Regions from separate parts of the Homo sapiens genome. Here all the other regions are linked to region 4. The links are chromatin contacts, found by Hi-C or POLR2A ChIA-PET in ENCODE. All regions are on one chromosome and are shown on one strand. The core of a region is the stretch at or near the end of the contact, and the rest is flanking DNA. Distances in the headings are between cores, read along the strand shown.

What was found. Hi-C counts contacts between places; a loop is a spot of excess contacts on that map. ChIA-PET counts read pairs that join two places held with the same protein, here RNA polymerase II (POLR2A). Pooled maps may share reads with other maps.
Region 1: a pooled map shows a loop between it and region 4 (2.5-fold over the local background). The contact joins two enhancer-like sites. A Hi-C loop is called at or near these places in 3 of 50 pooled maps. POLR2A ChIA-PET finds 5 or more read pairs at or near these places in 2 of 52 experiments (A673 and OCI-LY7).
Region 2: a loop to region 4 is called in a map of Caco-2, with 2.8 times the contacts of the local background. The contact joins two enhancer-like sites. A Hi-C loop is called at or near these places in 1 of 168 maps with a recorded cell type or tissue (Caco-2).
Region 3: a map of transverse colon shows a loop between it and region 4 (2.3-fold over the local background). The contact joins two enhancer-like sites. A Hi-C loop is called at or near these places in 2 of 168 maps with a recorded cell type or tissue (sigmoid colon and transverse colon) and 4 of 50 pooled maps. POLR2A ChIA-PET finds 5 or more read pairs at or near these places in 1 of 52 experiments (activated CD4-positive, alpha-beta T cell).

Annotation. Positions count from the first base shown.
Region 1 is chr10:326,325-333,428 of GRCh38, forward strand. DIP2C (disco interacting protein 2 homolog C) reads right to left here. Exons shown (of 37, transcript NM_014974.3): 30 at 3,109-3,277; 31 at 682-852. Among named protein-coding and RNA genes, the nearest start is that of ZMYND11, 190 kb to the left of the region's middle. Within about 2 kb of position 3,492, at least 19 of the 41 ENCODE cell types and tissues checked have a DNase peak (open chromatin) inside an H3K27ac peak, as active enhancers do.
Region 2 is chr10:418,646-425,917 of GRCh38, forward strand. DIP2C (disco interacting protein 2 homolog C) reads right to left here. Exons shown (of 37, transcript NM_014974.3): 5 at 4,179-4,388; 6 at 420-554. Among named protein-coding and RNA genes, the nearest start is that of DIP2C-AS2, 210 kb to the right of the region's middle. Within about 2 kb of position 2,251, at least 3 of the 41 ENCODE cell types and tissues checked have a DNase peak (open chromatin) inside an H3K27ac peak, as active enhancers do.
Region 3 is chr10:363,575-370,601 of GRCh38, forward strand. It overlaps DIP2C (disco interacting protein 2 homolog C), which reads right to left. Exons shown (of 37, transcript NM_014974.3): 18 at 5,920-6,059; 19 at 2,701-2,837; 20 at 800-1,008. Among named protein-coding and RNA genes, the nearest start is that of ZMYND11, 230 kb to the left of the region's middle. RefSeq lists enhancers at 222-1,421, 5,580-6,519. Within about 2 kb of position 2,722, at least 2 of the 41 ENCODE cell types and tissues checked have a DNase peak (open chromatin) inside an H3K27ac peak, as active enhancers do.
Region 4 is chr10:783,972-791,545 of GRCh38, forward strand. No RefSeq gene overlaps it. Among named protein-coding and RNA genes, the nearest start is that of DIP2C, 98 kb to the left of the region's middle. RefSeq lists enhancers at 3,707-4,628, 4,924-5,068 and a cis regulatory region at 4,990-5,003. Within about 2 kb of position 5,625, at least 7 of the 41 ENCODE cell types and tissues checked have a DNase peak (open chromatin) inside an H3K27ac peak, as active enhancers do.

The sequences.
Region 1 (7,104 bases), core at 2,242-4,741, 460 kb before region 4:
GGAGCCTTCGGAGGCTCACCCAGCAGCAACCTTAAGCAATCACTCTGGGATCACAAGTAGGATAGGGGGTGGGGAGAGGGAGGTGGAGGGATGCACACCAACCGTTTGCCTCACCAGCACCTGCTGAGAGGGAAGCCCTTATTCTTCCAGGAAGGAAATCCGCAGCTCTGCCTGCAGCTTGTCAGCCACTGTTAATGCAAGGCTGTCTTGCTAGAGCTGCTTCACTTACGCCTGTTTCCCAGAAGTGCGGCTTTGCGGTTTCTAAAATGCCATTGCAGCAGCAAATCCCAGAACCTGCTCAATGTCATTAAGTTCTTCCTACAGCGATCGTCTACACGCGTGGGACTAAGTACTTCGAGGGACTGGTTTCTTCATCTGTCTAGTATCTAATCTTTAAAAAGTCGAACAGCAGAGGTCTGGACAAACTGCTACCCCTGTCACAAAAGTTAAAATGTTCCAGGACAGAGTAAGTCCTATGAATGCTTGTTATGAATAATGGATACGAACGTAGACTGTAGTTTAAAGAAACAGAGATCTGCACCAACCGCATGCGTGTGACTGAAAGATCTCTTCTGGATGTAGCTAAGCATCAGCCGAGGGAGACGAGTGGAGCCAGTCTGTGCTGTACCCACCCCGGGAGCCACACTTCCCACTCAGCACTGTGATGTCGCCGAATCTCACCTGCAAGCAAATCGCCAGGTTCACCCTGCAACCGAACGAGGTGCTGACGGCCCGCGGGTGAAGGCCCAGGTCCTTAAACAGCTTTGAGAACGACTGTGTGAGTGCGATCCGAGGCCTCTCTTCCGCCACAACCACGCAGGTCCTCACTCGGGACAAGTCCAGCCCTCGCGCCTGGAGATGATGACAGAGAAACCGAGTCAGCCCCCACGTGTCGAGCTTGGAGTGAGCCAGAGACTCCTTCCCACAGATCCCCACGTAAACATTGGAAAACTCAACACAGCTATGCATTTCCAGGGCCACCTGTGTCCACTTCTTCAATATAACAAACCAGGAGTTGGTGAAAAAACATTCACACAACTATTCAAATGATTAAGAATGGAATTACAAACACGTCTCAAACAACCACCTGGAGCCACAGCAAGAACTGTTATGAGGAAAAAGGTTGAGGAAAAGCAACTTCCTGGCTGAGACGATGAAAGGCCGTTCGGGAAAAGAGAGCCATCTGATACATTCTTCTGGGCATGGATGTACCAGAACACACACTGGAGAGGAACGGGAAAAATCTACATGTAAAAGAGATGGGATCTTGCTATGCTGCCCAGGCTGGAGTTGAACTCCTCGGCTCAAGTGACCCTCCCACCTTGTGGTCTCCCAAGTAGCTGGGACTGCAGACATGTACCACCACACCCAGCCTGAAAACCTACATTTTAATATATAGGAATATAAAACTAAAATTTTTGGATGACTTCATAGACAGTGCTCCATTTATGTCCCATTACGCCAAGAATTTCTTCTCATTCTCAAGCGTGTCTGTTTCCACAGTAAGCAAAAGATTAACAACATCTCAGTTTCCACACCAAATTCAGTCAGCCGAGCACAACAGAAAAAGTCATACAGGAATTCAAGGAGTTAAGCTCAGCTCACTCTGTGGCACTACCTGGGCCGAGCAGAGGGAAAGTAAGGGAGCGACAGGAATGGCTTGTGAATGTGAAGGCGAGCCGTGAATGTCTGCGTCTTGGAGTGGAACCCAGAGCTGCTAAGGGGGCGGCCACCAAAACCCCAACCGTCAGGCCCTGCGAACCCTTTCAAGGCAGCCTCGGCACACGGACAACCGACAAGGGTCCTGAGCAAGGAGGACGCACAGCTCGAGCTGGCTTTGACATTCGTGCTCAGTGTACAGACACGACTGTACACACAGAGTTAAACAGGAAAAACTCAAGTCTGGGTGACACAAATTACATATTCACACGCGCGCACGTCTGAGAGGTAAAGCAGCATGCAGCTGCAACAGCAGGTCTGAAGCCAAAGATTCTAAATTTGGCTCCAGGTTCGTTCAGCCTAAGAACCTGGAAAGGTTGCTTAATTTCTCTATGACATAAGTTTCCTCAGCTTTAAAATGGAGACAATAAGGGCTCCTATTTCAGAGAGCTATTGTAAGGATGAAATGAATACGTAAATTGCATACTGACCCTCAACTATGTCATGATTTTATTCTGGTTATTTATATATGTGCCAACAGGAAGGTCATGAAAATGTACTCACTTTCTAATACAATATAGATGAACATGAATAGTGCTAACTTTTTCCTATATAAAAACTTAAAATGATTGCACAATTACTTATGTTACATAAAGTTATCTTGCATTTTGCTTTCCTGTCCAAGCTTTATGCATTAGGAAAACAATGCAGGACAGATAAATGTACTGTTCCGTTATTGATCTCTGTGTAGATGACAGAAACACAAACACAATCCATGTATATACAAAGACATACACACATCCAAAGAGTACAAAGTCAGTTGAAATTTTATCAAAACTGGTCAGATGATTATTCCCTCCTAGTTACTTGGAGCTAAGGACTACTTAATTTACCATGAAGATATACGTATCAAAATGTCCTTGGTTTAAATGGAGGGAAATACTATTATTCTTACATAATAGCAATTATTAAAAAATGAAACACAACACTGTTAACTGAACTGTAAAATGAATTGAGCTTAGGGTCCAGACCCAGAAATCAGGGTCTCCAGGGAAAATAAAAGTGAGCGGCTAAATTCAAACCTACCTTCTTAAACACCAGTATCAAATAAAGTTAACATCACCTAAGATCTTCTGAACACTGAACACTTCAGAACACTGAATCCACCCAACAAAAAATCAAATTTAGGATCTTTCAAGTAGACCCAGTGGAATGACAGGCATTGAAAATATTTTACATTCTGGTTCGTTACTGTCTGTGGTCGTGGGGAAATATTCACGTTAAAAAGATTTTCATATAAAGGCAGTTTGTAAGCTTCAGGTGACGTTAGATTAAACCCAGGCTTTGTTTTGGAGGACTGTTTTAACTTCACCCCATCACAGATGTGCCTTCTTAGAAAGGAGTCCCTGTGGGCTCACAGGGCACTGAGCTGCCAAGGGAGCTGCTTACCTTGAGGGACTCTGTTTGCGAGCCCAGCCCCTTGGTGCACAGCTCCATCACGGAGTAGGAGCAAAACGTGTCTCGGACTTTGTACTGACTCACGGCAAGAAGCCACAAGGCGGGGTTGGTTTCCAGCTCAGAGGGCGGGATCAGGATGGACTGGTGCCCAGAATACACACTGCAGAGAAAGAAGAGGCTGTCAGGGCGGGAGCTCAGCAAGGCTGGAGCTCAGCAAGGCTGGAGGGCTCAGGGCAGCACTGACTCCAAGGAAAAGGAGGACTTGGAACAGCCCGTGCTGCCATCTGTAGAAGGGCACAGTAAAGCCAACGCTGCAAACTGCAACCATGTTCACGAAAGCCTTCTGAAAAGCAAATACGTACTACAGAATCATGGGGCAGTTCCTACCACTTTGAACACACATTTAAGACTACTAAACGCTGTGATGCTGTGATGTCTCTCAGACCTGCGACATCAGCAAACTGGATCCTCTTTCTTAGTAGAAAACACAGGGATCAAATTTCGGTTTAAAAAAAAAAAGTCCAGCTTCAGAACAGGAGCTGGCAAACCACAGACACTTCCTGTTTTTGTAAATAAAGTTTTATTGGAACAGGGCCACCACCACTCATTTGTTTAAATATTGTCTCCAGTGGCTTTGAGCTGAGTGGTCAGAGACCACAGAACCTAAAATATTTACCAAACAGCAATTTAATAAAGAGCAGGCCTATACCTGGTTTAGAAAACTGACAGCCAGGGTGAAAAAAAGACAATTATGGTAATTAAAGTTAGTCACTCAATCTTTTTAAGATCAGATTTTTACTAAAAAGGATCCCAACGAATTACCAAACAGAAGAAATAGAGAAAAATAACGATTCTTTAATTTTACCTTCATACTAGAGAACAGATTTAGAGAAATGAAAAAGTGATAGATTACATATTTTATCAATTGATGGGGTAAGTGTGGATTTAACAACTTGTCAAAACTACATTTTTAATGGTTTTAATTTTGTTTACTACTATGAATTCACAATAGATACCATACATTAAAATAAAATATCCTAGATAAATCACGTTCTAAGATTTACAATTTAATTAACGGGAACGTTCTGTTGCCCAGGCTAGAGTAGGGTGGTGTAATCATAGCTACCTGTCACCTCAAACTCCTGGGCTCCAGCAATTCTCCTGCCTCTCCTGAGTCAGTAGGACCACAGGTGTGCACCACCATGCTTGTTTTTTTTTTTTTTCAGTGGTAGGGTCTATGTTGCCTAGGCTCATCTTGAACTTCGGGGCTCAAGCAATCCTCTCTTGTTCCTGCTGTGGCCATGTAAGATGTGCCTGGCCTCCCAAAGTGTTGGGATTACAGGCATGAGCCACCATGCCCAACCTACACAATTTTTTTTTTTTTTTTTTGAGACAGGGTCTCACTCTGTCACCCAGACTGGAGTGCAGTGGTGTGATCTGGGTTCATTATAACCTCTGCCTTTCAAGCTGAGGCCATCCTCCCACCTCAGTCCCTGAGTAGCTGGGACTACAGATGCACAACACTATGCCTGGCTAATTTTTTTTTTTTTTTTTTTTGTAGATACGGTTTCGTATTGTTGCCCAGGCTGGTCTCAAACTCCTGGCTTCAAGTACTCCTCCTATCTTAGCCTCCCAAAGTGCTAGGATTATAGGCATGAGCTGCCATAAGAGGCCTACGCAAAATTTTATCAGTGAAACAGCACTATGATTAACGAGTTAGGCCTTGTTAACTACTATGCTATAATACTAAAGCCAGTTCTTTAATGTAGCCAATCTCATCTAAAAATTTTCATAATTGTTTATAAGAGAATCCAACTAAAGAAATGTAAGGAAGTTAGGTTGGCTAACAAAATTTATTTCAAACGGGACCCTTAGTATGAAAAACTACTCTTCGGCAAATGTGACAAAGGCGTTTTTGGGCAATTTTCCATTTCTTTCCTCATTCTTATTCCAAAGCTTGATTTATTCTTTTCAAAAGGACACATAGCCCTCTGTGTCTGTGGGTTCCTCACCCCTGGCTTCAACCATGAATCAAAGATATTCATGAAAAAATCTGCATCTATACCTAACTTGTAGATTTTCTTATCATTAGTGACTAAACAACATAGTACAACTATTCACACAGCATTTACATTGTGTTAGGTATTACAAGTAATCCAGAAATTATTTAAAACATGAGAGAGGAAGTGCATAGGTGATGTGCTCGTATGATGCCATTTTATATCAGGGACTTGAGCATCCTCGCTCTTTGCTTTCTGCAGTGGTCCCGGAACCTATCTCCTCCGTGGACACCGAGGGACGACTTTCTAGCAAATAGTGACCTTTCCAAGGGTTTAATACTTTGAGAACAGGGTTAGGCACATAAGGGGTGAATATCAGGCCTCGAATTTTTACTCTGCTGTAAACTGGCCATTTCATCTTAGTTTTAAAAATTTTACTGTGGTAAAACATATGTAACATAACATTTACCATATTAACCACTTCTTTTCTTTTTTTCTGAGACAGAGTCTTACTTTGTCACCCAGGCTAGAGTGCAGTGGTGTGATCACAGCTCACTGTAGCCCTGACCTCATGGGCTCAAGTGATCCTCCCACTTCCCAAGTATCTGGGACTAGAGGCACGTACCACCATGACTGGGACTAGAGACTAGAGGCACATACCACCATGACTGGCTAACTTAAAACTTTTTTTGTGGAGATGGGGTCTCACTATGTTGCCCAAGCTGGTCTTGAACGCCTAGGTTCAAGCAATCCTCCTGCCTCGGACACCCAAAGTCATTTTAACCATTTCTAAGTGTCCCTGGAAGTGGCTTCCTCAAAAATACACATCAGCATTAATGATTTGCTCTGTCAGAATTGTCAGCACACAACGGGCTTGGGAACCCAGTGTGAATTCCTGGCCAGAGAATTTCAAATATACTTGTGAAAACTAAATATAGTTTCACCTCCCTCCTCATCACCATAAATAAGAAATCAACATTAAGAAAACACAAATCTTGACAGCAGAAACAAATAGAAAACCCAACTCATGATTTCCTAATTGCCCTTACCTCACTCAATACAGCAAATTTTGATTAATTGCTGTATTAGCCAAAATTGATTTTTGGCACTGGCAATAAATTCTGCTATGGACAAGACAAACCTACTTAAGAGCAGGTTGCTTATTCTCAAGACATTATTCTCTGAGAATGTTGGGAACCTGAGCTGTTCTTCAGATCTTAACTTCAAAAAGAATAAAAATAGACATTTTGGTAAGTAATACACATTCGCACATTAGCAATTTGATGATTTCAGATTACTAACCTGACAAAATATACCAACAACTGAAAACTCTCCTAACTTGGGAATTCAACAAGACAGGTTCATCTCACCTGGGGGTCCTGGGTCATACCCTGTCTGCCAGCAGGCATGCCATCCAGCCCAGGGTCTCCCTACACACTTGAGTTACTGCAATGAAGCACTTTATTATTTTTTATTGTTGAGACAGAGTCTCACTCCGTCGCCCAGGTTGGAGTGCAGTGGTGCATTCTTGGCTCAATGCAACCTCTGCCTCCTGGGTTCAAGTGATTCTCCTGCCTCATGCTCCTGAGTAGCTGGGATGACAGGCGTGTGCCACCACGCCAGGCTAATTTTTGTATTTTTAGCAGAGACGAGGTTTCATCATGTTGGCCAGGCTGGTCTCAAACTCCTGACCTCAAGTGATCCACCCACCTCAGCCTCCCAAAGTGCTGGGATTACCTGCATGAGCCACCGCACCCGGCCTATTCTTTTTAAAACACCCGTCGGCTTTATTTAGGTATACTTTGCATACCCTAAGTTTCACTCATTTTAAGCACAGAATGGCTTTTAATAAAATTGAAGAGTTGTAAAATGGTCACTACTCTAGAACATTCCCATCACCTGAAAGGGATCCCGTGTCCATCTGCAGTCAGTCCCATTTCCAGCCCTAGCCCCAGTCATCATTCTACTTTGTTTACAAATTTGCCTT
Region 2 (7,272 bases), core at 1,001-3,500, 370 kb before region 4:
GTCTAAAGCAACATATCAGCCCATCTGACAGTAATTCTGTTGTACATTTAACTTCATCTTGCTCTTCTAAGTGACTGTTCATGGTCTTAACACACCTGTACAAGAATTTCTCAGTTGCTGAACCACCGTTATTCAGCAGCAAAAACGGCAGCAAATTCTAAAATTTCTTTTTCTTCTCATGACTAAATTCCTACAACATTTACATTTTTCCTACAAGGAATAACTGTGGGCTCACTTGGAGAATATTTGCATTTTTGTGGCTAGGCCACCTTCCATGAGAGGCTCCCGAAGATCTGATAAATTGGCTTTGTCAGAACCGATTGTACCCCAGGAAGAAACACATCCAGTCATGGGCACGGAACGGGACGTCAGCACAAACCGTTTACCAGAAAAAAACGCATCTCTCCTTTGGGACGTACCATCCCCGGTCTCCATGAGCTCGGCGTTGCCGTACTTGGGCGCTGTCCGGGACCCCGTGGAACCCTGCGGTCTCTCCACCTGTATCGAGTGCTCTGAGGTGTACGTGGTTACGTCAGGAGGTGCAGAATGATTTTCTGTAAAGAAACACATCATGAGATTTTCTGGTGGTTGTGATGTTTGCTCTGAAGGTGGAACAAGCCACAGCCCAGGAAGAGACTGAAGCACAGGTGCTCACCCTGGGTGTGCCATGGAAAGCCAGAGCCGATCTCAGCCGCATCTGCCACACACATCCAGCACAAAGGGGGACCCCAGCATAACTCATGTTGCCGCAAATGGAGCAGAGTTCGGTAAAACCTCAGACGTAATTTCCTAACGGGAGCCATGTCAGCAGCATTTTAACTAGAATAACGTTAGACTGGCAATGGCAGGGCGTCAGGAACCCTGTGTGTGTTCACGGAGGGGTCCTGTTTCCTGTCTGCCACAGTCGACGCAGCCAAAGGCCTGGAATTGGAAACCCGGCTCTGGAAACTTCTGGGGATTTTGGGATGTCCCTTAAGCTCTCCGTGCCTCAGTTTCTTCGTCAAATGGGAACAGTAATGGCCATGACCGTGTAGGGTAGTTGGGTGGATTATGTGAGTTAACACGTATACAGTTCATAGGATCTTCTTCATAAAAGGGGGAGACATCAAGAACTATTATTTTATTATTTCTCTTAGTACAAACAACAACAGTCATTCAAAAAACCACGTTACACCCTAATGTGTACTAAGGATCGTGTAAGGCCAATGAGCGCGTGGAGCTCTTTCTCTTACAGCACCCCCTGGAGATAAAGTTAAGCCGTACGTGGCTGAATGGGGAAAAGCATGCTTTTCTATTTAATGAATAACGCATTGAGGAAGATGTGCCAAGCAGCCCACTGATGACGCCCGTCACACCCAGAATCTTGATGACGGGCGCCACGATGCGGATCGCGATCCTGAATCCTCCTCTGATGGAAGCTTTTCAGGATCACCCCGCCACTGTCCCACGCAACAGAAGGGCGGTACTTTGTGTCGCTGAAAGTGGGGCTCATCCCCAAAAGCCTCTCTTCACCGGACGCTGCCCATGTCCGCACCGTGCCCGGAGGCCGTCTAGACGGCGAAATCAACTGAACGCACAAAAACAGGACACAGAAGATCGAGGCACAGAAGAGGCCGTGACAGGACGCTGCTTTGTGATCTGAGAATCGGGCCGGGTGGGCGGTGCCGAGCTGCCTGGACACGGCGTCGGCCCCTCCTGACGGTGTCAGTCCGGTGTCACAAGTAGATTCGGCAATGCCGTTCACTGGGAACCCGTGACTGAAAAGACAAGAACTAAGGGGAGGGCCCGCCACACCGCCCGTCAGTGCCACGACATTCCACCTGGAGGCAGGCAGGCCCGACTTCCTGCAGAACCAACACACACCCCCTCAAGTCCTCAGCGGACTTGGATGGTAGCGTCTGGGAGGCCTCCTCTCAGCTCCGAGGTGTGAAAACGCTGGACACAGCTTGTAGATGGACAGCGGGTAGAGCAGTGGAAAAAGAAAACTAGAATGGGATTTCCTATCTTATGCCAAATTGGCTTGACTCTTAAGATACATGTGAGATGTCCCTACTTAATTGCCGGCATAATTAAATTGGTGGAAAAAATCCACAAAGGACTTGAGATTTTGCTTCAACAGCAAGTAGAAGCGTGGCCAGCTCTGAGAGACTCCGTGACCTGAGTCTGCAGCCCTGGGCTTTTCTCCCCTCGGACACAAGCAGCCTCTGCAGCCTCCACTTCTGTCCCTTGCCGGAGGGATCGGCCAGTGTGACTCAGCCATCTGTTGTGCTTGGACTCCTTAGGACACTCACGCGCACGCAGACGCACGATCACACACGCTACTTTCCTGTTTGTAGGCTTCTGATTATCTCACAAGGTCAAGTGCAAATCTGACTTTTTACTTCTTTTGTTTTGCCACAGAAAATATTTTTCCTTTTCTGATTAAGTTTCATTATTTTGCCACTGCTTTTTTTCCAAAAAAATTTCAAAGTTACAGAAAATTTCCAGATAGTCTAGGAAGATTATCTTTGTGCCTAATTAGAAATTACCGGAATGTGGTCACCCGAGAGTTACATTTGGGTCACACTGAGCCTTGATGTACATGAGTTATGAGCCCCTCATAGTTTGGATACATTCTTTGTACTAAAACTTCCTCCAGTACTGCAAGGGTAAACCCGCAAAGGGAGGCCAAGTGCCGTGATTCACTTGTTCAAAAATATGTGTTTTCCTTGGTAAGATTCTGCCCATTTCCTTAAAATTGAATAAAATCCGAGGATACAAATGCTTCCCCCAAGTGGCAGAGATGGTGTTTGGCCTCCCCGTTCAGGTGCCCGATAAAGCTGGCAGAGCCTCAGCCACTATCCTGGGATCCAATATACACATGGAATTTTATTACAAAAAAAAATAACAGTCACACATTCCTGTTCATTGTTTAACGTACTGTGATTTCAAGTACAGGTTATTAATTCACATAAACCAGTGTACATGTTCCTGAAACTGTGTTAAACTGAAGTTTAATACTGCTTTGCATTTGAGTATTACTTTACAAACTTTTACAGAGTATTTCTATTTTCTCCTTTATACTCACAACAGTTCTGAGAGAGAAAAAAGAAATGGTTTTTTTCATTTTTTTCCTCACCAAAAGCCTAAAAGCAGGAGAACTGACTTCAAGATCCCAGCAGCAGTTATTGGGAAAAGTGAGACAGACCCAGCTCTCCTGCCAGCAAACTCCTGTTCCAGACAGAAAACGGCCGACGCTTTAAGTCTCAGTGAGCGACCAAGGGGCTGAGACCCAAGTCAATCCAAAACGCCTCTGAGCGTAAAGGAGTCAGTGATCTAGAAGTGAACATTCTGGGGTTCTGGGGTGTCTGTGGGCTATTTAATCACAATGACGTGCACCTGCTTCCCACTGATGATTTTTTCAGGGATCAGGTTTTCCTGCGGCAGCTGAGATACCGGGAGGGTCTGAGCCCGTGGCTCGAGCTCCGTTATCGGCGACGTGGTAAGCAGTCGTCTCCGGTTACTGCTTTAATGGAGACACACACAAAACCCTATTCAACCCAAGTCCCGTACTTGATGAAAAACATTTACTACTGAACCGTTCAAAGGCAGAGCGACGTGAGGCCCATCACCGCTCCCCACGTGCCAGCTCTTCCTCTAATAATTCTCACTTTACTCCTTTTCCACAGCATGTTCAAACGTCATAGGGCAGTGATCCTAACTTTGTGCTTTTTCTCATACAGAGTATCTCCCTGTCATAGAACCTACACAAAGCAGTGTGCCGGCCCCCAAGAAGTCTGAACACCTGTGGCAGACAGCAGCGTCAAGCAGCTGTGGTTAAAGCCCTCGTTTCCTTAAATGACTCCCACGGTCAGGACGAGCACATTTAAAACCCTGTCCTGTTGATTGGGACTGTTAAGGTTTCATGTAGGAGCATAAGTGAGAAGAAAAGATGGGAGCGGATACGGCTGCAGGATTCCCCAGGAACAAGGCCCCTGGAATTGCAGCTGTGGGAGGGACCTGGGCATGAGAAGTGTAAAGCAGCTTCCAGAAACAATCCAGCCAAAGCACCCCAGGGGCCAGAGGAGCTCTGTGCTCTTTCCACCGAGGGATTCCGCTGCAACGATGCAAACAGAGAATGTGCACACACAAAGGCGTTTACACAACAGGCACAGAAAGACACCGTGAAGCGTGCTCACCTATGTGGGTCTGAGCCATGACGTCCGCCAGCCTGTGGGCAGCCCCGCTGCCCCCGCTCTGCGTAGAGGACGAGGAGGTGGTGGACGTGGTGGAGCCGTGGATGGCCTGGCTGATCCAGTGCTCCATATTGATGCTGCCCTGGCTGGAGGTGGGGGTGCCCTGGGAGTCCCCCTGCACTGAGCCTTCATCTTCTGAGCCAGAAGAGGTATCTGTGTAAGAAGAAAGGTGATTTGCTGTATGTTGCAGCAAAAACGTGCACCACAATCTCAGTCCCTCGCCAAACACAGATTTACTTCACGTAAGTCTCAATAGTTGTTCAATGACTTTTTGATACACTCTTGAGAAGTTAAACCACGTTTCAGATAATAAACCATTTATTTTAGCATAATGAGTTTTTCATCCAACACACCTTATATAAACATGCTATAAGATGTTTGACACTGTCATCTCAGACAAATACACACTGACCCATTTCCTCTACACAGCAGTTTGGGAAGAAACCAAGTGTTTGCTTGTGTCACCCACAAAGTGAGAGAACAAGGGCCGCGTTTCCTAGGGGATGCTGAGGGCCTGTGCGGCTCTCAGGAGTCTCAGTGTGACGTATGTTTAGCCCTTGTTAGTCCTGAGATGTTCTTGTGGGCTCTGATTTTTCTACTACATCGGTGTGTTAGATACCCATGCAGCTGATTTCTATGTCGGTGTGTGTGTTAGACACCCATGCAGCTGATTTATTTCTATGTCAGTGTGTTAGATAACCATGCAGCTGATTTATTTCTACATCAGTGTGTTAGATACCCATGCAGCTGATTTATTTCTACATTGGTGTGTTAGATACCGATGCACCTGATTTGTGCGTTGGTGTGTTAGATAACCATGCAGCTGATTTATTTCTACGTCGGTGTGTGTGTGTTAGATACCCATACAGTTCCTTAAGGATCAAGACACTGATGATGGTAACAGGAGAGAAAGCAGAACGTGCCTCACGCGGAGCAGCCCCTCCACCTCCCCGTTTTCCTCCGGGGCACACGACAAACCTTCATCACGTCACATTTTACACTCAAATCAATTCACCTTTACAGTATTTGTTTCTTATACATTCTCATTATTGATTTTTCTATCTGTGCAGATTGGATATCTTGGATTATAACAAAATACATCAATTTTTTCACTATAATTTATGAGAATATTTTTCATTTAATAACTTTTCATGCAGTACCAAGGTTTTTGGGAATAAATTGTTGGTGTATTTGTTATTTAAACTTCAATTTAAGAATGACACTCAGAATCCTACCTCCAGGTGAGTTATGAGAGACGCCAGCTCAGGTGAGCAGCTCCAGCCATCGGGTGAGAGGAGAAGTCACGGCAAATAATCTTAAGACACGGGTTTGTTTTTTAAAAGATAATAATTGCAAACAATATACACACTTATTATCACTGTCACATGACTTATGCTGTCTGGGAATTTTTTTAAAAGTTTACTTGTTAGAAAAGCAACAATGTTAAGAGCCTGAAAATTCTCTATCACCTTGGGTTTTTTTTTTTTTTTTTTTTTTTTTTTTGAGACAGAGTCTTCCTCTGTTGCCCAGGCTGGAGAGCAGTGGCGCGATCTCAGCTCACAATAACCTCTCACTCCCTGGTTCAAGAGATTCTCCTGCCTCAGCCTCCCAGGTAGCTGAGATTACAGGCACCTACCACTATGACCGGCTAATTTTTGTATTTTTAGTAGAGATGGGGTTTCACCATGCTGGCCAGGCTGGTCTCGAACTCCTGACCTCGTGATTTACCTGCCTCAGCCTCCCAAAGTGCTGAGATTACAGGCCTGAGCCACCGCTCCTGGCCCACTCTGCCTTTTAAGAAAACTTACACAATTTCTATAAAAGTAAAATTGACACAGCCTTGAGACTTTTGAGAAAGGTACACACCCAGGTGTCCAGAAGGAGCACAACCATCTCCCCAGAATGTCTTCTCACAACTCTTTACAATCTTTCATTCCCCACTCCCACCTACCTCTTCCAAGAAACCTGAAGGATAATATGATATAGACACTCAACATAATAGCAGCAAACCAAACAAACAGCATATGACACGGATGATACAGCATAACCAACGGTGACTAATATGACACAGATGATACAGCATGACCAGCAGTGACTAATACGACACGGATGATACAGCATGACCAGCGGTGACTAATACGACACGGATGATACAGCATGACCAGCGGTGACTAATATGACACGGATGATACAGCATGACCAGCGGTGACTAATATGACACGGATGATACAGCATGACCAGCAGTGACTAATATGACACGGATGATACAGCATGACCAGCAGTGACTAATATGACACGGATGATACAGCATGACCAGCGGTGACTAATATGACACGGATGATACAGCATGACCAGCGGTGACTAATATGACACGGATGATACAGCATGACCAGCGGTGACTAATATGACACGGATGATACAGCATGACCAGCGGTGACTAATGTGACACGGATGATACAGCATGACCAGCGGTGACTAATATGACACGGATGATACGGCATGACCAGCGGTGACTAATATGACACGGATGATACGGCATGACCAGCAGTGACTAATATGACACGGATGATACAGCATGACCAGTGGTGACTAATGTGAAATGGATACAGCATGACCAGCGGTGACTAATATGACACAGATGATACAGCATGACCAGTGGTGACTAATATGACACGGATGATACAGCATGACCAGCAGTGACTAATATGAAATGGATGCAGCATGACCAGCGGTGACTAATATGACATGGATGATACAGCATGACCAGTGGTGACTAATATGACACGGATGATACAGCATGACCAGCGGTGACTAGAAGTAAATACCAGAGCGACAGGAATTCAGGTTAACATTCAAAAGTGAATTAATGTCATACACCATATAGAATTATGGGAGTAGAACCGCATGTTAACCTTAGGAGACATAGAAAAGTACTGACAAACTCAAGATAAACTCAACAAAATCAGGAATAGAAGGCAATTTCCTCAACCTGTTAAAGCACATTCATGAAAAGCCATGGCTAATAGTGTATTTAATG
Region 3 (7,027 bases), core at 1,472-3,971, 420 kb before region 4:
CGCCTTTCGGTACAGAGGGGCAAATGCGCAATGATCAGACCTGCTGAAATTTAGGGAGTCACACCCTTCACAGCTCGAGTTTGCACCCGTGAAGTTAACGGTCTCCAAATCAGTAGAAATTTGCCGTTTCAGAACTAGTGATTTTCTGCTAAGTGTATGTGCCTTATACTGTCAGCACAGCACAGTCACCTCCAGTAAAAGAGATTGTAGCTGTAAAGATAATTCAAAGGCAGCAACATCATATCCAGGTATCTACTTCCTGCTCCCATCAGCTTCCAAACTGAAAAAAGGCTCTAAAACACTTTATGACTTCCTCCAGATTGGCAAAAACTCAGGAACCGTGGCAACTTATTTCATCACGGAGCCTCCACTGTGCACCAGGCAAGGCAGGGAGAAGAAAACTGGTAGAGCGGGGAGGTGGCGAGCGTCTGCACTCACACAAGTCTGTGACTGAACCATTGTCCTTGGGTCTCTCCAACCCGCTCCACGATGGATATCTGGATCTTTAATTTGTGCAGTTATTTATCAGAAATAAGTTTTCTAATGCATATTTCTATTATACTTAGAGGGGAAGTTCAATGGAAATATATTTATGGAGCTCAGGGAATTTCTATAAAATCTTGGACATTCAGAACTGGATTAAATCTCAGAGGTCAGAGTCCAGTTGCTTCAATAACATGGAAGAGGAAACGGAGACACAATACATTTAAGGAAACTGTGCAACTTTCAACCCTTCAAAACCACATAAAAAATATGGCCGACCGGAAACCATATGCTTGATTTGCAGAACGCCACTGACCTTCCCCGGTAGACAAACTTCATGGGTTCTACGGCCAGCGCAGTGGCCACGATGTCGTCGGCGTTGTGCCTGCGCCCGCTGACCACCATGAGGCCATCCATCTTGCCCACCACGAAGACGAGGCCTCCGGGACCCACGAACCCCAGCAAGCCTGTCCTTATGAATGGGTATTCACTGATCGGAGCCCCGGAGCTTGTCATGGGAAACACCTGGGGGAAACAGCATCCATCAGGCCACTGTTCATGTGGTCAGCTGGTTTTAATCCTCGCCGCTACTCCTGGGAGCACGGCACCTGCTTTGCTTAAGCTCTGCCTTTCACCCCAGCAACCCTGCCCTAGGGCCGAGGTCACAGTGACCGCTGGTGGCCAACAGTCTTCGAGGCAGAAAAGCACTTCCTGCCCACCTCAGCAGGACCCCATCCGTTCCTGCACCTCCACTCACCTGCTGGAGCCTCCTGCCTCTGAACCCTGAACAGATAACACCCAGAAGTCTCACAGGAGGCCAATCAGCAGTAACTGATTACTTGGTTTACAAAACCACAATGTAAAAGACGAGTGAAGAGTCAAGGTACATTTTAAACAACGTCTGTTAGTTTTAAAGTAATCTCTCTTCATTCATAAAATGTTATTTGCCCTTGTTGGAAGTATGCTGAAAAGAAAAATATTAAGGAAGCAAATCAGATCAGTTCAAACTCTAACCCTCTTTTTTCCTCCACCCTTGCAGATAAACCAGAGAAACGGAGATGGAGTTTTTATTTAGATTTGTATCCAGCTCAGTTTCGAGGGATATTTTAGAAAGTTGAATTCACACTCAAGAAAGCTATCATAGACAGGTACTGTAACATCTGTTCAGCCACATCCAAAGTTCTCAACATTTAGACCAGCAACAGTGGCTCATGCCTGTAATCCCGGCACTTTAGGAGGCTAAGATGGGAGGATTGCTTGAGGCCAGGAGTTTGAGATCAGCCTGGACAACAGCATGAGACCCCATATGTACACAAGAATTTTTTTTTTAATTATTCAGGTGTGGTGGCACACGCCTGTACTCCCAGTGACTCGGAGGCTGAGGCAGGAAGATGGCTTGAGCCCAGGAGTTTGAAGCTGCAGTGAGCTGTGAACGTGCCACTGCCCTCCAGCCTGAGTGACAGAGCAAGACCCTGTCTCAACAACAACCAAAAGTTCTAAACATTTAGGAAATGTATCCCCAAACAATTTATATTTTCTTACATATAACTTAAATGTTGTGCTACTTCTAAGGCCAGGACCTACTTGGTAAAAAGATAAGAGTTCTGAGTTGCAGCACTGAACGTGTGTCTGAGCCCTTCATTACACAGCACATCTGTGCACACGCCCCATGCACGCACATTACACACGCATCTGTGTACACCACATGCATACTTGCTTGTGCCACTGAGATCGTTACATACACGTGTGCTCGAGTTCTCACAGGTTCATACCTGGCCACATCTAGCCCAGGCCGAGGAGCCGTAAAGGGGCTCTAGTTGGCTTCCCCAGGCGAGGGTTCGTACCTGGCCACGTGTAGCCCAGGCCAAGGGGCTGTAAAGGGGCTCCACTTGGCTTCCCCAGGCAAGGCCCTTCACGCACACAAGTGCACGTTCAATAATGATCCACTTTTCACAGTAAAAGTGAGAAAAGTAACAAAAAGGATCCTTTTTAAAGCATGCTTATTCTTTTAAACACTGGTTATAAGGTCAGAACAATGCTGATAAAACAAATTTATCAAAAGCGATAAAAAGTGGTAAAGTGCCATCGTTTTCATTCATATAAACACGTCTTGCTAAAATGGATCTTACATTCCACGTCTATCACTATGCACCTGGCAAGGGCTCTTTGGAGACGGAGCCACAGATGGTGCCCATGGTAAGACTCTCCTCCACCTACCTCAAAGGTGTTCTTGGTCATGCCAGAGAGGCCATAGTAGGACGTGCCCGTCGCAACTGCACACACACACAGCTCCCCGATCTCATCCGTTCTGCACAGCTGAGGAACCCCGTCTGGCTTCACTGAACACATGATGGCTAAAAGCAAACAGGAAAGCACATGCAGTGTGAGAGGGGGCAGGTGGGGAGAATAAAGGAAACAGGGAAGACGCGAATATGAACGACACCAGTGAACAGGAATGGGGTCTGGAGCAAAACTGCACGGATGGTAGTCAGCCAGGCACTCATTTTCCCTAAAGAGCCATGAGTTTTCCTGTTGCAGCAACATGTCAAATTTCATAGTTGAAACATCAATAAATATTTCAATTGCTTTAATGTTAATGCGCAAGTTGTATTTAGGGGCGTGACATCATCTGCCATTTAGATATGGGGAGGAACCTCAGAACTAACATCAGGACCACCTGCCACACCAGACATCAGCAACGTGGTGCAACTTGACCTCTGCAAATCAAGCCTCTAATGTCTTATGGAAATCTGAATCTTCGATTTCACACTCCGTGCAAGGTGAGCCCTTCCGAGAACACCACTGGAGCGCTTTGCACACGGTTCAATGCTGATAAGTTCTCACTGGTCTGTGCCACCAACACTTTCATGCTTTGCCCAACAACATCCTACATACCCCCCAACTGCAATCCACAAATCTGATTAGGGAGCCAAGAGCCTCAGGCTTCAGAAGGGTGGAGTGTGCATTAGTGACAGCTGAGCTGTTTAGAAAGAGCCTAAAACAGCCGGCACCCGCTGGGCTGGAGTACAGAACAGTGGAAACATAAGTTAAACTCACAGGAAGAAAGATTCACATTAAGGCCGGACGCGGTGGCTCACGCCTGTAATCCCAGTACTTTGGGAGGCCGAGGCGGGCGGATCACAAGGTCAGGAGATCGAGACCATCCTGGCTAACATGGTGAAACCCCGTCTCTACTAAAAATACAAAAAAGTAGCCGGGCGCAGTGGCGGGCGCCTGTAGTCCCAGCTCCTCGGGAGGCGGAGGCAGGAGAATGGCGTGAACCCGGGAGGCAGAGCCTGCGGTGAACCGAGATCGCGCCACTGCACTCCAGCCTGGGCGACAGCGAGACTCCGTCTCAGAAAAAAAAAAAAAAAAAGTTCACATTAAATTTACACTGAAAGATTCTTCACCCATCAGATTGGTAAAAACAAAAGTCAGGTAACACGGTGGGTAAGGAGTGGAGAAAGAAGTGCTGCTGCTTACCGCTCGGCAGGGTACAGCTTCACAACCTTCGAAAAGACAATCACAAAAATCACATCGGCAGTTCTCTTTGAAACACAACTCCCACTTCTAGAACTGTTTCCATTAGACACGAGGGGGTCACTCACTGCAGCAGCAAAAGAGGGAAATTCACCAAACGGGGGGGCTCAAATAAACTTAGTGCCCCCACAAGGTAGCACTGTGCTGCCTTGAGAACACCGCGGAGCTCGTTACGCGCTGACAAAGGACCCTCAGGATAAAACATGCGTATGTACGCAGTACTCCATCATGACGTGAGAAAACCCCGGAACCCAGGGCAGAGGACACACACGGGGTGGGGGTGCAGGCTTCTGTTCCACAGCCCCAGGTGCCTCCGACGGGGGCCCGGGAAGCCCGCGGTTGCTCTCACTGCCGCACAGCCCCAGGTGCCTCCGACGGGGGCCCGGGAAGCCCGCGGTTGCTCTCACTGCTGCACAGCCCCAGGTGCCTCCGACGGGGGCCCGGGAAGCCCGCGGTTGCTCTCACTGCTGCACAGCCCCAGGTGCCTCCGACGGGGGCCCGGGAAGCCCGCGGTTGCTCTCACTGCTGCACAGCCCCAGGTGCCTCCGACGGGGGCCCGGGAAGCCCGCGGTTGCTCTCACTGCTGCACAGCCCCAGGTGCCTCCGACGGGGGCCCGGGAAGCCCGCGGTTGCTCTCACTGCTGCACAGCCCCAGGTGCCTCTGACAGGGGCCTGGGAAGCCCGCGGTTGTTCTCACAGTCACAAAGGAGCATTTTCATTGTGTCCTTCAGAACCTTTTGAAGATTTCACCATGCAGTTCCATTTATTTGAAAATTAAATATTAAAGAAATGGAGCCAGGGGGGCCTGGCCACAGCTGGGAGGCAGGGAGTGGGCTGGACACAGGGGCTAGAGGGCTGCAGGCAGAGGCAGAGCTGCGGGGATGCTGGAGGGCGTCCGCAGGGAATCAGGGAGTAGTGAGGAGGAGGGAAGCCACGGGCTGCCTTCATTTCTTTTATGCCAAACAGGCCGAACAGAAAGGCGAGACAGCTTCTGGAGTGCCTGGCCCTAGCGCAGCTCACCATGAAGGGGCATGAGGGGTCTGCCTCTGTGAGACTCCATGGGGCGAGGGTCCCTGCTGAGGCCCACCTGACCTGGCGCCCTGCACCTGCTGCTGAAGGCGGCAGCACTGCTCGCACAGGCATGGCTACCCTGCTGGGCTTGAGCCCACACCCCATGCCTGGAGGGCTCAGCAGGAGACACAGGCTCCAGGATTCCCAGCTGAGAAAAGAGACGGGTTCCCTTTCTGGGGCCAAACAGCCAGGGGCTGATGCTGCCTGTGACCCCATGAGTTGAGCGCCAAGCGTGTGCACCCTAAGAATGGTAAAGCGGCTCCTGGGAGGTGCCTGGGCGCTCCTCGTGGGGCTGGTGGGGAGGCACGGCGGGCCCTGCAGCTGGGCGCTTCCTCATGCATCTGTGGAAAAGGCTTCTGAGACTTGGAAAAAGGTCTCTACTGCTGAAAACAGGTTTCATGGTCACACAAACTCACATTCCTTGATTTTCACATGTGTCTGCCTTGGCGGAAGCCGAGCTTGGCTGTTCCCACTCTGGCTAGTGCCTTAGGGTGACAGATGGGCACGTCCTCTGGGGGAGGGAAGGGAAGCTGCCCAGGCACCAGTGTGGACCCTGCACTGGCCCCGAAGCCTTCCAGGGAAGAGCAGCCTGAGGTCCCAGTGTGCAAAGCTGCCCTTCCCCATCTTCTTGATCGTCTACCAGGAGAGGGAACACTGCCTCAAATGTCTGAAGCCTAACAAAGACTTCAGAAGACTGGGAGTGAGGCTCTCAGCCTGAGGGCACACCACGGGAACGCGGGAACGTGGGAACGCAGGCTTTGGTGACATGTGTTAGAAAAGCATTTAATAACTGGTTAATCTGTGCAGCTCGCGACCCACACTCACCTCCAGGCATCACGAGGCCGACATCCTGCACGGTGAGCACGGACAGCTTCTCTTCCGAGTCCACACGAATGACCCCATAGGTCAGTCCATGCATGGAGAGGACACCCCGGCCCGGGGGCTGGTTACTGTCATCCGTGGGCCTGTAATGACAGTTTTTAACTTGAATATGCAGGAGCAGATAAGCCATCACAATCACAGATGTGCAGTCAGCACACATGCGGCAGGCTGGGCACCTCTGGGCACAGTGCTGGCACCCCAGGCACAGTGCTGGCTGCCCATGTGGCTGCATTAGGGGATGCTCGTTCTGTTTATGAACAGCTGGCAGCGAGTCTACTGCTTCCGCCTCTACATTCCCAGGGAATCCCAAGAACACCCGTAAACTACCAACGCAGCTCCTCTCCTGCCCCCTCTATGCAGGCCCTGCACAGACCAGCTCTCTCTCCCCTCCCTCCAGGCCCTGCACAGACCAGCTCTCTCTTTCCTCCCGGCTCCTGCTCACTCCACGGTCTGCTCTTCTAGTTTTGCAAATGTCTGGAGGGTGGTGCATCCACTCCAAGAATGCAGACAAAACCACTGAACAGCAATGATGGAAATCCTGACTGTCCAGCCTCAATTCAGATGCAGACTGCCTGGGCGTATGCCCAATTTTATAAGAATCTAAAATAAGATTTACGCTGTGCCATTGTGGCTGCCAAGTTCTAAGGAAAACTATTTGGGTGGCAGGCAAGCTGTAGAATGCATTGTGGGTCAGGAGAAGACGGGTCCGCATAAGGCAGTTTTCAGAAGACCACTGCGCACACGTTCACCACGCTGGGGCCCACCCCACCTCCTCTGCCGGACACCCCAGCTTGCTCCCGCCTTGGGGCTTCTGTGCTGGTTCTCGCTGCTACCCAGGACGTTCCTCCGGCAGACGTCCACACGGCCCTCTCCCTGTCTCCAGGGGACTTCTTGTCCCCTCAGAAAACACCCCCCACCCAGTGTGCCCACCCCACAGCACACACCTCTGACTACCTGTGCGACCTCCTCCCTCAGACCCAACTCTCCCAAGAGCGGCCACAGTTTGTTTTGCTCACTGCTGCATCCCAGCCCTGGAAAATGTCTAGCAATG
Region 4 (7,574 bases), core at 4,375-6,874:
GGGGGTGACCGAGAGGCCCCGTCCCTCCGTCCACCTCCCAGGCCGGCCAGCACCTGCTGACGGGGGTGACCGAGAGGCCCCGTCCCTCCGTCCACCTCCCAGGCCGGCCAGCACCTGCTGACGGGGGTGACCGAGAGGCCCCGTCCCTCTGTCCACCTCCCAGGCCGGCCAGCACCTGCTGACGGGGGTGACCGAGAGGCCCCGTCCCTCCGTCCACCTCCCAGGCCGGCCAGCACCTGCTGACGGGGGTGACCGAGAGGCCCCGTCCCTCCGTCCACCTCCCAGGCCGGCCAGCACCTGCTGACGGGGGTGACCGAGAGGCCCCGTCCCTCCGTCCACCTCCCAGGCCGGCCAGCACCTGCTGACGGGGGTGACCGAGAGGCCCCGTCCCTCTGTCCACCTCCCAGGCCGGCCAGCACCTGCTGACGGGGGTGACCGAGAGGCCCCGTCCCTCTGTCCACCTCCCAGGCCGGCCAGCACCTGGTGACGGGGGTAATTGAGAGGCCCCGTCCCTCTGTCCACCTCCCAGACCAGCCAGCACCTGGTGACAGGGCCAAGGCGGCAGCCGGGGCAGGATTTGCAATGCCTCCTGCAGGCGACAAACTGTCTCCCAAGGCCAGACGCAGACAGAGCTGTCACCGCTCCCACGCCCGGCGTTCCGGGAGCCTCCCTCCCATCCCCAGCAGCAGACGCCACCTGCCCCCCACCTCCCGCCCCGGGGTCTGAACTCCCAGCCAAGCCCGGCCTCTGCACACAGCAGTGAGAAGCCAGGACCTACGCACACCCCTGGCCGGCTCCCCGCTGGCCCCTCTGCGCGTGGGAGCTTCCAGCCTCCCGGGTCTAGGGGACTGGGGGATGCGTCTTCCTCCCGCCCCCGCAGCGCCCGGGGCAGGAGTGGCATCGGCGTCCCCGGCGTCCCCGCATCGGGCTTCTCTGGTCCTTTGTGAATCGGGCCTGAGTCATCCCCGGCTCACGGCTGCGCCACGTACCCACTGGGCGCTTTCCTCCGAGCGCTGACGACAGCGACTCCACCGGCAGCTGCTTCCCAGCGTCTCACGGCGGGCCCTTGGCTCCCCTCTCTGCTGTTTAATCCGCTGAGGAGCCCTGGTGAGCACGAGAGGGGCTCGTGGCTGATCAATGCGGGCCGAGGCTGCTGGCACCTTTCTCCAGGAAACACACCTGGCGTCCTGCAGGGGCCGGACCGGAGAAGCCCTGTGTGCCCCATACAGCGTGTGCTGCGGGGCAGCCTTTGTGCCCTCGAAGCCGGCCAGGGCCTCCGAGGACTGTTCCAGGAAGGCTCCAGAGAGCAACGTCCCCAGTTCACTCACAGCTGGCCGCCCCCAGCCCCCTGCCCGCAGCACCCGCCGTGTCTCCTGCTGGGAAGAGTGGCTGCTGTAGCTTCCTCCCCCTGCCCCTCCTGCCCGCTCTCCTGCCCCATCAGCATCTCAGGGCCGCATGGAAAGCTGCGGGGTGTCAGCACAGGCCAGGGTGGGCTGTGGAACAGACACCCCAAGGCAGGGCGTTGGCAGGCGAAAGCTCCTGCCTCCCTGGCGTGCTGGCTGGAGGGGTCCATCGGCCCCCAGGACACTGCCCTCCTTCATGTCCCCGCGCAGCCCTGGGAGGAGCCTGGAGGGTCAGTGCCGACTCTGACGTGCCCCCACAGGTGACAGTCATTTCTGCCCAATTTTATTGTTCAAAGCAAGATGCCTGTGGCAGCTGCCTGAGCACGTGGGGTCTCCGGCCCAGAGGTGCTCCTTACCAGTGTGCAAGTGAGAGGGGGGACTGATAAATAAATGGGAGGCGGAGTAGGCTGATGGGGGTGAGGGGTCTCACCACAGAGAACACACTGGGAGTAGGATCCGAACCTCGAGACCAGCTTTGAGTGTCTAGGGAAGTCCTCGTGGGGGGGTATTTACTTTACAGCGAACCACAAATGTTAAGCTACAAAGTGGCCTAGAGGTAAGGAGGACCCTGAAGGCCAGTCCCCAGATTTCAATGCATGGCGTCCTGCAGGATGGAGCCGGGCGGGGCTGGCCGGCCAGGGGAGAAGCTCCAGGGTCCAGGGGCACCTTATCTCTAAGGTCAGGACAGGACCGAGGGAGGGCTGGGGAGAGCACCTGGGCGGACGAGGCCTCCAGCCGCACACAGACAGGGGAGGGCGAGGGCTCTAAGCAGGGCGTTATGGCCGACACAAGGCGGCCTTCGAGGAGCTTTCCCAACTGAATTGCAGCTGGAGCCCCTCCAAGAAGAAGTTTCAGCCTTGCCACCGGATGCCATTTCTCAAGTGCAGACTCTTCCTTTTAAAAATGAAATGAAAGGTCATTGATTTCTTTTACTTTCCTGGGGAAAAAAAAATTGTTTTTGAGATGAGGTCTTGCTCTTCGACCCAGGCTGGAGTGCAGTGGCGTGATCATGGCTCACGGCAGCCTCAGCCTTCTGGGCTCAAGCAGTAGGCCTGCCTCAGCCTCCCAAGGTGCTGGGATTACAGGTGTGAGCCACTGCACCCAGCTAACTTACTTTACTCTTTTCATAGGCAAGAACTGTGCACAGCACCAAAGACCCCAAAGTATGCAGGGGGAAGTATGCAGGGGGAAGCGTGGCCCCTCCACCCCGCCCTCCCTCCCCCGCTCAAAGGCAACCACGACTTCCAGCCTCTGCTGACTCCCATGGGCGCCTGTGGTGCGGGGGCGGGGTGGGGCGGGGGTCCTCGTCTCGGGTAAGGGTGTGGCCAGCACGGGGTCCAGGCCTTTCTCTTCTCCCAGGAGACCGCCTTGAATGTAAATCTGACATCACTGCCCACTGCCCTCAGGGTCAGCTCAGACCCTCTGTGCAGCCGTTTGGGTGGACACCCCACGCCTGCCCCCAGCCGGCTCTCAGGCCTCAGGCTACCAGGGTCCCTGTGTCTCCGCACACGACGCTGCTCCATGTTTGCTGGATGACTTCGCCTTGTCCGCGGCCGAGTCCACCTGCTCCTTGAGGCCCTACCTAAACGCACTGCCTCTTCCTCCCCACTTTCTGCAGAACCACCCCGCCCTCCTCTCAGACCCCAGACCTGTCCCTTCCTCAGCTGTCACAGGTGCAGCCACGGGCAGCACCGCATCCCCCAAATCCATTCACTGAAGTCTCAGCTTCGACGTGTGGTATTTGGAGACGCAGCCTTTTCAGAGGTAGTTAGGGTAACTGAGCCGGGAGTGTGGGGTCCTGATCCCATGGGCCGTGGCCTCCAGGAGAAGAACAGACACCACGTGCTCCCTGCCTGTGCAGAGGGAAGGCGCGAGGTGGCTCCAGGAACCAGGTCGGCCGGCACCTTGGCCCGGAACTTCCAGCCTCCAGATTGTCAGAAACAAATCCCTGGTGTCTGCGGTGTTGGGGCTGACACGCGCTCTGCCTGGCTGCCAGGTCCTCTGCAGGCGGGGACGGTGCCGGCCATTGCTAGATCCCTGGGGCGCAGCACAGACTGCGGGAAACAGGCTCACCAGCCCGGCTGCACGCACCGAGGCAGCGTCCAGACTCGAGACATCCTCCAGCCACGGGCGAAATCACAGCCATTGCTGCAAAGTTCTTGCGTCCTGTGAAAACTGGATGTGAGCCTCTCTCTGGTGGCAGCTTCTACTAGTGCTTTTTTTTTTTTTTTTTTTTTTTTTTGAGACAGAGTCTCGCTCTGTCGCCCAGGCTGGAGTGCAGTGGCGCGATCTCGGCTCACTGCAAGCTCCGCCTCCCGGGTTCAAGCGATTCTCCTGCCTCAGCCTCCCAATTAGCTGGGATTATAGGCGTGCCCTACCACGCCTGGCTAATTTTTTATATTTTTGGTAAAGACAGGGTTTCACCATGTTGGCCAGGCTGGTCTCAAACTCCTGACTTCAAGTGATTCACCTGCCTTGGTCTCCCAAAGTGCTGGGATTACAGGCGTGAGCCACCGTGCCTGGTGAGAGTTGGGTTTTAGTTTTATTTTGTTTTTCACAGATTCCGGGGGTTGAATGGCAAAGAGGCGGGAGCAGGCGGAGGTCCATATGGAAGTTCAGACTCACCCCGCAGGAGTTCTGGCTGGGAGGCTGCCAGGACAGGCAGGATGTGGGAGCCGCCCTGGGAGGCCCCTCACTCTCCCCACACTGACCTCACATCCCCGTTACGTTCCTCATCCCAGGCTGGGCCAGCCACTGGGCGCTGGACAGAGCTTAGGAAGTAGGATGGCTCCGGGTGGGTTAGAAACCAGGTGCACGGCAGAAGCCGGCCTGGAGCCGCCCACAGCCCCAGCCATCCTTGGAGGGCCCCAGCCGAAGGAGCTGGTGCAGCTGGACACAGAGACCCGCTGGTGATGGGACCGGGCCACACGCTCCTGCAGGGCCCAAGCCGAGACCCCTGGCTGGAGGGTCAGCACCCAGGGTGGCAGCAGCTGCAGGGGGTCTAGGGAAGGACCGGGAGCAGAGCCTCAGCTCGTGCTGCTGCTCCATACACAGAACGCGCTGCGCAGGGGATCCTAGGCTTCCTGGGAGTCACATTAAAAAGCAACGTGAGACGGGCGGGGTTAATTCTGACGGTGATGTGTCCTCTGACCACATATCGCTAACGCACCATCATCCTGGTGTGGACTCGGAGGAAACACCACATGGCTTCTCTTGCCAAACCACCCACGTGTGGCAGGTGGTCACCGTGGAGCACGGGGGCCCAGTGTTTCTCAGACTGAAATCACACACAGACCCTCTTTAACAGAAACGAAAGTCTTGCCACTGCCCAGGGTTTTGATTTAATGGCTACTTATGCTGTACAAACAGCTTAATAAAACTGGGCACAAGCTCTTGCTGACTTGTATTCCGCCATAAAGCCGAATAGCCGCAAATAAAACAAATGTAATTAAAAACCAACATGAACATAACTTGGTGGGTGATGTTTTGCCGAGACAGCGCTGGCTCCAGAGGCCACTCTGGGGCAGGGGGACGTCGGCTTGGCTGTCCTCTGTGCGCTCCAGCTGGGAGGCCGCTTGGCCCCGCTGGGCTCAAAGGTCCCCCTGACGGACGTGCCTTGATGTTGCCACGTTGGACGGGATTAAAGTGCTGAGGCTGCTGTGACGGGTCAGGAAGACAAACTCGGCCCAGAGCACAACTGCGAGGCACACAGCCTTCCCAGAATGGCAGCAAAACCAAACATGGCCCTGGGAGGCCGCGGGGAAGTCCTACCTTGCAGAGCTCTGCTCCGGGGCCAGGGGGCGCTGGCTGGGGCCCCTTTGCAAGGCCCATGCGCCCTTCGACACCAGCCCCCGCCACAGGCTGCGCAGGCAGATGTTGCCGCTGCGTTTCCTCGCCAGGTGTCCATGGTGCCCTGCCCAGCGCTGCAGGCTCACCCAGTGTGGACGCAGGGGGCAAGGGAGCCTCTCCTGGGTCTCTGTCGCACGCCGATGGCTGTCTATCTGGGCAGGGGGTGGGGCTGGGGCCTTCGCCACGGGTGTGTCTTTCCTTTTTGTTTCCTGACGTGGAATTCTGTTGGGATTTTTGGGGACGATGACAGTAAGAACATCAAGGAGCTGCCACTGGATGGTGGAGCCGCCTCGTCACCAGAAGATCGCTCCAGCTGGCGTGGTGTCCGTCCCCCTGTCCTCCGGGAACTTTCCAGTCTCTGGTGAGCCTGGCCACAGACGCCCTCGTGAGGCAGCACTGGCCACTGGCAGGTCTGCTGAAGCCACAACCACACGGACAGGGACGGCTGGGCCGGGCTTCTCTGGCACTGACACTGAACCTGCGCGCGTGGTTCTGGGTGCCCTGGCAGTGGCTGGATCTGCCGCATGCAGAACCCCCTCCTGGCCCAATTGTCTGCACGAGGCAACCGGGGCGTGGGGAGGTCTGAGCTCCACAGTTCAGGCCACAGCACCCGAAGATGGAGCCTGGGACCCCTTTGCCTTTCCAATACGTGATGCCAAGAATTTCCCCAAATGTCCTCGGTTTTATCCCCGAGTGCGACATGGCTAGAAAGCGGAGCAGAGGCGCTGAGGGCAGGAAGAGGAAGATGCGCCAGGCCTCCCAGGCCAAATGCCAGCCCCATGCTCCTTGTTCGCTGGGCTCCTGCACTGCCCACTCCATGCACACATCCAAGCGGGCACAGTCACTGCCCCTCACGTGCCCAGGCCCACAGCCGCCCCCTGACCTCCAGCAGGCACTGGCGAGGCAGGGCAGAGGCTGCCAGGATAGAGATCAGTGGACAGAGACCTGGAGACAACGCAGGAGGGGGCCGTGTGCCGGCCTCACTCAGGGCAGCAGTCACCGATGGGGAGGGGTGTGGCCTGCGAGGCTGAAGTCTGAGCTGCTTTGCGCCAGGCCCAGCTGCAGGGAAAGCTGTAGGGCCAGTGAGTCTCCCTGCCGGGTCTCTCCCCAGCAAGCTGTAGGGCCAGTGAGTCTCCCTGCCGGGTCTCTCCCCAGCAAGCTGGTCAGCCCTCAGCAGGAGGTCACGTCCCGGCCTCCAAACCTGTTTCTGGCAGCCACAGACCCCTAGTCAAAGGGACCTGACGAGCCCGTGGAGCAGGGCTGAAATAGCCGGCTTTGGAAAAATCCAGCTCTAAGACTGTGTGTGCACGCCTTAAAAACCATTCAGGGCTGGGCATGGCAGCTCACACCTGTAATCCCAGTGCTTCGGGAGGCTAGGAGTTCGACGGCAAGACCCTGTACTACAAAAATAATTAGCCAGGCATGGTGGTGTGCACCTGTGGTCCCAGCTGCTTAGGAGGCTGAGGTGGGAGGATCACTTGAGCCCAGGAGTTCGAGGCTGCAGTAAGCCAAGATCATGCCACTGCACTCCAGCCTGGGCAACAGAGCCTGTCTCAAAAAAAACCTTTCAGGTGGAGCTTCTAGGAAAGGTGGTCTGCAGCAGGCATCCCTGAGCTGGGCCCCCAGGCACTGTCGGGGTGACGCTTCTTACCTGGACCACCATCTGTGTCCGCTGCACTGCACTTCCCCTCCTCCAGCACCGTCATCTAAGGGTGAGGCCAGCCAGGGGCCAGGAAGAAAGAGGCCTCCAGGGGTCCTCAGAAGTATCTTCGTCCCCAAGGCGGCTCCTTCCAGGCTGGCCGCGGCATCTGTATCACCAGCCTGCGCACTAGTGTCTGTGATGAGACGCCATAGCACAGGCACTGGGGTCCAGCACATGGAGTCTCAGATGGGCTTCCTGCCTGGGTTGAAGGGTCGTTCTCTGCTAGGGACAGCCATCGGCTCCTTCTCAAAGCCTCCAAGAGATGTGTCTGTCGGCGTCTCAGCCACGCATCCCTGTCTCAGGGACTTGCCTGAGCACAGGGCCGGGCCTGGTGTCTGCAGCTCTGACAGCACCCAGGGGATGCGGATTGGGCCACACTTTGAGGAGGACTGGACTGTGACGTGCCTTTCACAGAGGAAGGAAGGACAGGCAGGAGTCGAGGCAAGGAGTCGAGACAAGGCGAGCCTGTTGCCAGCGAGTCACAGAGTTGTGCAGGGTCTGCCGCAGAGCTCCCAGTGCACTCCAACCCTGCCACCGGACCAGCTAGGCCAGACCCCCAGGGAGCCGAGCACCCCAGCTTTACAGTTTTCCCAGGTGGTTCTGAGTCACTGAGCCACAGG